Linked DNA regions of Homo sapiens: region 1 is linked to region 2. Evidence: chromatin contacts called from ENCODE Hi-C data. All regions are on one chromosome and are shown on one strand. The core of a region is the stretch at or near the end of the contact, and the rest is flanking DNA. Distances in the headings are between cores, read along the strand shown.

Region 1 (2,995 bases), core at 221-2,720, 400 kb before region 2:
TCCTTATACTTGTCCTCCTCTTCCTCCTCATCCTCCTTTCTCATCATTGTCATTATCATGTTCATTATCACACTATCTCCAACATTTGTTACATCTAACTATGTGCCACATACTGAACCTAAATTATTTAATTTAATCCCCTCAATGACCCTATAAGGTACATGCTATGATTATAGCACTGTTCTCTTTCCTTGTTGGAGAGGTTATGTAACATGATAGTTAAGAGCTCCGCTCTGGAGTCAGCAGACTTAGATTCAAATCTCACTACAATGCTTATTACCTGTGAAACCAGTTATTTAAACTCTATACTCTTCAATTTCTTCATCTATAAATAGGGATATAGTGCCAATGTAGGGCCTACCTGGTGCCTAAGGTTCCTACTGGAAGTAGAAAGGGAAAGAGAGAAAAATAGGGAGAGCTAAGTATGATTACAGAAAGATGTTTCTTACAAGTAAATGGTGTGATTTGGCTGTAAACCGAGAAGAGATTAAGGTAAATGAGTGATTACAAAAGAGTTGGTTGAATCAGAAGAACCTTTGGTCCAGAAGATCATAAAAAGTACATGGGCTTTGATTTCCAACATGTCCCAGCTCAGGGACCGGAAATGCATAACCTTGGCTGTGGGAATCTGGGGAACTGAAAATCTGGTGGAGCCTATTCTGTTACCCAGCTCTCCCCTGGAGGAACCCCACCTTGGCTGTCATATTGGCATTCCATGCTGTTGGGAGCCTCTGGACAGGAGGACTTCCCTCCCCAACAGCTGGTCTCCTTCTGCCTTTGGGGCTCTGTTGGACCAGCTTGAAGAATATCTCCAACATACCCACTCCTATGTGGCCAAGGAGATGGGTTTGGGGGACAGAAAGTAACCATCTCTTCAGCACCCTCATCTCTTCCTACATGCACACACACTCACAGGCACAATATCTGCATAGACTTGCCACCTATGAAGGTGTCAGTGCTTCTTCTCCCAATACCTGGTTAGTGACTTGTGTATGAAAACTACAGAAACCTGTAGACCTAGGAAACAAAGACACTTCCAAATCTGGAAGTCCCAATTTGCAGACTGGATTTCCAAAGATGTTTTGGGTTTGATGGTTGGACACTGTCATTGACACTTTTCTTAGTAATAATATTCTTAATGGTGTTTGTGTCCCCATAAAAGCCTATATCACTCAATGTGGCTGAAATGTTGTATATTCACAATAAAAATATAAAGTTTCAATATTCATAAATAGTATACCAAATGTTAGTATTGAATATGATAAAGGCATTTCTGGGGCATCTTGAATATTGATGGTTGATAACAAGAAAATGTATTAGAGGAGGAGAAGAAAGTTGATAAAGAATTTTACAATCTCTGGACATCAGTAGATGTCATGAAACACTTTGATTTTTCTTGAAGTGTAGCCCAAGCATTACTCATCTTAACCTTGATTAAGGTTGTTTTTGGCTCACATTCAGACCACAGGAACTGGGAGAGAGAGTAAGAGAGGAAAAGGGAGGAAGAAAAAATAAGAGAAAAAGGAGGATGAGGACATGTGTAATGATGGATTTACAAATGGAGAAATGTCTTGTTTGATGTGAAATTCCCTACCATGAATGGGGAAAGGCAATGGAAAAGGGAATATTTAGAAATAAATATCAGGTCAGACAGATATTTGTACCAGTTTCCTTCTTGGTTGCTGTCTGAAGCTGGAGGAAAGGCATGAGAGTGTGGGGGGATGGGGGATTTCAGAGTGGTCAGAGGAAGTTGGGGGATGAATCAAAATTAAATTTTACATGTATAAGTCTTTGGAGAGTTAGACATTTCTAACCTAATGAGTGTCTGTGTTTGCTTTGTCCATAATAACCTCTCATAAAATGCTTATAAAGCTGAATACTTTGTGATATCTCATTCTGTTACCATTTCCATTGTCTAGAGTTTGACATTGACATTGCCAGAAAGTAAAATTTCTGGGTCTAAGGTACATTCTCCCATCCTTCAGCTGGGTCAATGTGTTCCATGACTTCATGCATATATGCGAATGACCTACCCCCAGGCATCACAAATCCTCTTGATCCATGCCAAACTCCATCTCTACTTGAGTTGTTGAGTTTCACACAATTGAGACACCTGATTAAATACATATTGTCTCTCTACTGCAGTGGTAAGAAAGAAGAGGGAAGAATTTTGTGAATGGAGATATTTCTCTCAGCTAGACATGGCAACTTAATAGAAATAGTTATCAGGTGAGTCATCCTTGACTCATCCTTTATGAATGGAAAATTAAGCCGTGCAATGAAGTTCTCAGCCTTTGTTCTCGAGTCTGGAACATGCCTCACATGATAGGTTGGTGCCTAGTGAATCAAGATTATAATAGTTGGGTTCTTAAATAAGAAAAGTTCTTCTCAGGGTGAGATGTCCAAAATGCATGTCCTCAACTTGAAGAACAAAGTCAGGTGTATAAAAGGCTCTTAATGAATATTTATTGAGTGAACTAATTTATGAATGAATAGGTTGGTGAGGAAGAGAGAAGAGCGGAGGGTTACTCTTAGTTTCTGGCTTGGGGAACAGTGTTGGCTTGTGGTAGTATTAACGAAGAGGATATACAGTAGGAGGAGGTCTTGAAGGTTGGGTTAAAAATCAGTGTTATGGTGAGTTCAGTTATGGACATGTTGAACTGAGGAGTCTGCAGGACATTCAAGTAGATACCTGGGTGGTTGTTGTGCAGAGTGTGTATTATGAAAATAAAAAAGGTCTTGCTGATATAAAGAGAGTTTTGCCAGGATTAATTCTCTTTTCTTCCCTTCCACTCATTTAATCTTTCTTTACAGCTTTTCTACTTTCTTTTCACAAACATTTCTGGGTTGGCTGTCATTTGCAGAGATTTGTGTTAGGTACTGTATATACATGAGAAGGAACAGTTTTAACTCATTCATTTAACAGTTTTATTGAGCTCCTACTACGTTCCAGACCCTGGCTCAGTTGTTATATTGGTCTGTATACAAGTGTACA
Region 2 (3,146 bases), core at 278-2,777:
TTCTACCAGTCAGGGACCCGGAAGGAAATAGTTACAAATTCAAATTCGGATAATTCTGGGAGAGTTTAATAAAGGAACCATTCACAAAGGATGGTCAGGGTATTGGGAGATCTCAAGGGAGGGAACAGTAGTGACAGCTGGAATCTGTGACCACCCAAGGCCTGGCAGTCCAAGGGGAGGGAGCTGCTAGCGGGGAGGGTTAGAACCCAGAGGCAGAAAGGGCTGAGCGGGGAGAGCTGCCTGACAAGCAGCTGGCACCTGGGGCAGGGACACAGCCAGGCTACAGCAGCCCCAGGAGGGAGCTGGCGGGTAAATGCCCACCTCTCTCACTCCTCCCTCTCTTCCATTGGTCATACCCAACCAGAAGCAAAAGCACAGGTAGCCCACAGAGGCAGCCACCCAGCTCAGCCTTGTGGGGCACAGGGCGATGGAGAAGACAGTGGATCTGGAGAGCCTAGAACAGCCCCAAGCACGGGAAGTCTGTCTGGGGGTGCTCCTGGGGCTGCTAGGAGCTAAATCCAAAGATCTGGTGGTTGTTCAGGAAACAGGAAAAGGACCCCTCAGGATCAGGCCCACATGCCAGAGCGAGTCCCTCAGCAGGCAAGGCAAACACTGCAATAGAGTAAGGACAAGCTCAGGGCCAGCCAGGCCATAGGCAGAAAATGCCCCATCAACTGCCAGGACTCCAGGGGCCTGGAGAACCCAGAGGAATTTCAGGAGGCCCTGAAGTTAGGCCAGCTGGACAGAGGGCCCTGAGCTTCACCCATCTCCGAAAACAACAATTGTCCTGAGCTGAGTAAAGAGGCTCGTTTTGTCTTTGTGTCCTTGATCTGGGCAGCTCCAGGGCTCCTCACTGGTGCAAGGAAAGGAGGTGATCCTGTCTCGCTAAGAGCTCAGGCTGCAGGCAGAGCTGGCTTCAAGAGTGCACAGCCTGTGCAGCAGTGCAGGGCCCCGTGCTTAGTTGAATTCTCTTCTGTTGTTGCCTTGAAATTCTTCCTAACTTTTGGACGAGGAGCCCTCCATTTTCATTTTGCACAGGGCTCTTTGCCAGTCCTGACTGCAGCTTGCCACCTATTTCAATACGAGGAAATGGGAGAGGGCAATGCTGAAGCCAGGGGTTTCATGCACAGACAGTATGACAGTCTGGCAGGGAGATATTTAGGCTGGTTGGGCGGGGGGCATTTTTGGAGCCCCTTACATCAAGTCACATAGATAAATGCCTACTGCATCCAAGGGCCAGATTAGCCCCACACAGAACATGAAGATAAAGGGCAGAGAAACCCCCAGGAAGCAACCACAAGAAAGAGTGGGGTCCTGATGACAGTGACTTTGGACAAGGTCTATGCCCCTCACCCACCCACCCAGGAAAGTGCAGGTCCCTCTGGCCCTGCAGGCTGCAGGCTGAGGGGCTGAGTCACCTCCAGGTCCCCAGCTTGAGATGGTCCAGGTTCTCAGAGGCTATGAAGAACTCACTGCCCTGCCAAGGTGCCAGGGTTACTGGCAGCCCCAGGCTCCTGGTGTCCTCTTACATCCTATGACATCAATTCAGGCGTCTCAGGTGCCGGCCTGGGTGGCAGAGCAGAGAGCCACCATGTGAGCCAGGCCCACGTCTTTCATCTACTGCCCAGTATTCCTGATACGGCTACTCCTGTGGGTAGGCGAGTTACAGAGACAGCACCCCAACAGCACCCCAACATCTGAGGCCCCCTTCTACGCAGGGTACTAACAAGGCCTCCCAACAGTGCCATGAGGTAGGCATTATTATCATCCCCAATTTACAGAGATTTATGGCCCTGGTACCACAGTGGATACCAGCAGCCAGAGAAAGCCCCAGGCAAAGACACACAGGTTCTGGCAGATGGAAGCCACGAAGTCAGAGGATTGGTGGGACTCAGACAGCACCTACTACACCCGGCACGGAGATGGGCCTGTGGGCAACTGCCTCTTGCACTTGGCAGTGCAGATGGGGAAGCAGAGTTGCTGCATATCAGGCACCTACTGTTTGCATGATCCTAGGCTAAAATCTCTTTATACATGAGGTCTCCGACTCTCATAACCGCCCCATGAGAAAAGTCTTATTAACTGCTCCCATTTCATAGATGAGGGGCTCAAAATGATGTATCTTGCCCACATCACGCCCAGACGGTAAATGGCAGGGCTGAAATTCGAACCCAGGTGGGTCCGACCCCAGGGAACGTACAGAGACAGAGAGAGAGGAGCCCGTGCAAGATGCACCTGGCAGGAGATACTGCTCAGCAAATGAAGGACCTTTCATGTCCTAGGGAGCTGCTGAAGAATTCTGAACCAGTGACACCATCAGGTATGAGGTTTCCAGAGGTCATGCAGGGTATGTGGGGAGAACTGAAGGGGGCTTACAGCAACACTGGAGGCCGGAAGGGCAGTGAGAGGCTTTTGCAATTTGCGGGTGCTTTTCATCAGCCATGGTTACCTTGTGGTCCTGTGCTGTCCCCAAGCGGTAGTTCGGCAGAATTGATTCCTTCACTGAGGACCTTCTTGTTCAGCCTGGAGCACGCATTAGAATCAGCGGGAGGGTTTATTAACACAGAGGTATGGGGTGGGCCCAAGAATGTGCCTTTCTAACGAGTTTCCAGGTGATGCTGATGGTCTGGAGACCACAGTTTGAAAACCACAGGCTTAATTGCTTTCAAGGGGCCACGCAATCAGGCTGCCTCGTGGGGAGAAGGCGGTTACAGAGGATCCTGGCCTCAGAGCTGTGACCTCAGAAGGGAGGCGCCTGAAGCAAGTAGGGAAGGCTTCTGAGGGCATGGGGTCCGAGAACCATTAGGACTCAAAGGAGCCAAATTTCAGGGGAGGCAGGAGCTTGGGGAAACCTGTAAAGTGGCTGCCCCGCTTTCATACGTCATTTCTGCATCTTAAACAATAGAAAGCAGGCTGGGTGCCAGGCGCAGTAGCTCATGCCTGTAATCCCAGCACTTTGGGAGGCCAAGGCAGTGGATCACTTGAGGTCAGGAGTTCGAGACCAGCCTGGCCAACATGGTGAAACCCCGTTTCTACTAAAAATACAAAATTTAGCTGGGCATGGTGGCACGTGCCTGTCATCCCAGCTACTCAGGAGGCTGAAACAGGAGAATCACTTGAGGGAGGCGGAGGTTGCAGTGAGCTGT

Evidence for each region. Hi-C counts contacts between places; a loop is a spot of excess contacts on that map. Pooled maps may share reads with other maps.
Region 1: a pooled map shows a loop between it and region 2 (6-fold over the local background). The contact joins two enhancer-like sites. A Hi-C loop is called at or near these places in 1 of 168 maps with a recorded cell type or tissue (endothelial cell of umbilical vein), 2 of 37 single-sample maps with no recorded cell type and 14 of 50 pooled maps.

Annotation. Positions count from the first base shown.
Region 1 is chr20:4,512,351-4,515,345 of GRCh38, reverse strand. No RefSeq gene overlaps it. Among named protein-coding and RNA genes, the nearest start is that of PRNP, 170 kb to the left of the region's middle. Within about 2 kb of position 1,470, at least 5 of the 41 ENCODE cell types and tissues checked have a DNase peak (open chromatin) inside an H3K27ac peak, as active enhancers do.
Region 2 is chr20:4,108,137-4,111,282 of GRCh38, reverse strand. No RefSeq gene overlaps it. Among named protein-coding and RNA genes, the nearest start is that of SMOX, 39 kb to the left of the region's middle. RefSeq lists enhancers at 422-986, 1,320-1,871, 1,872-2,424. Within about 2 kb of position 1,527, at least 3 of the 41 ENCODE cell types and tissues checked have a DNase peak (open chromatin) inside an H3K27ac peak, as active enhancers do.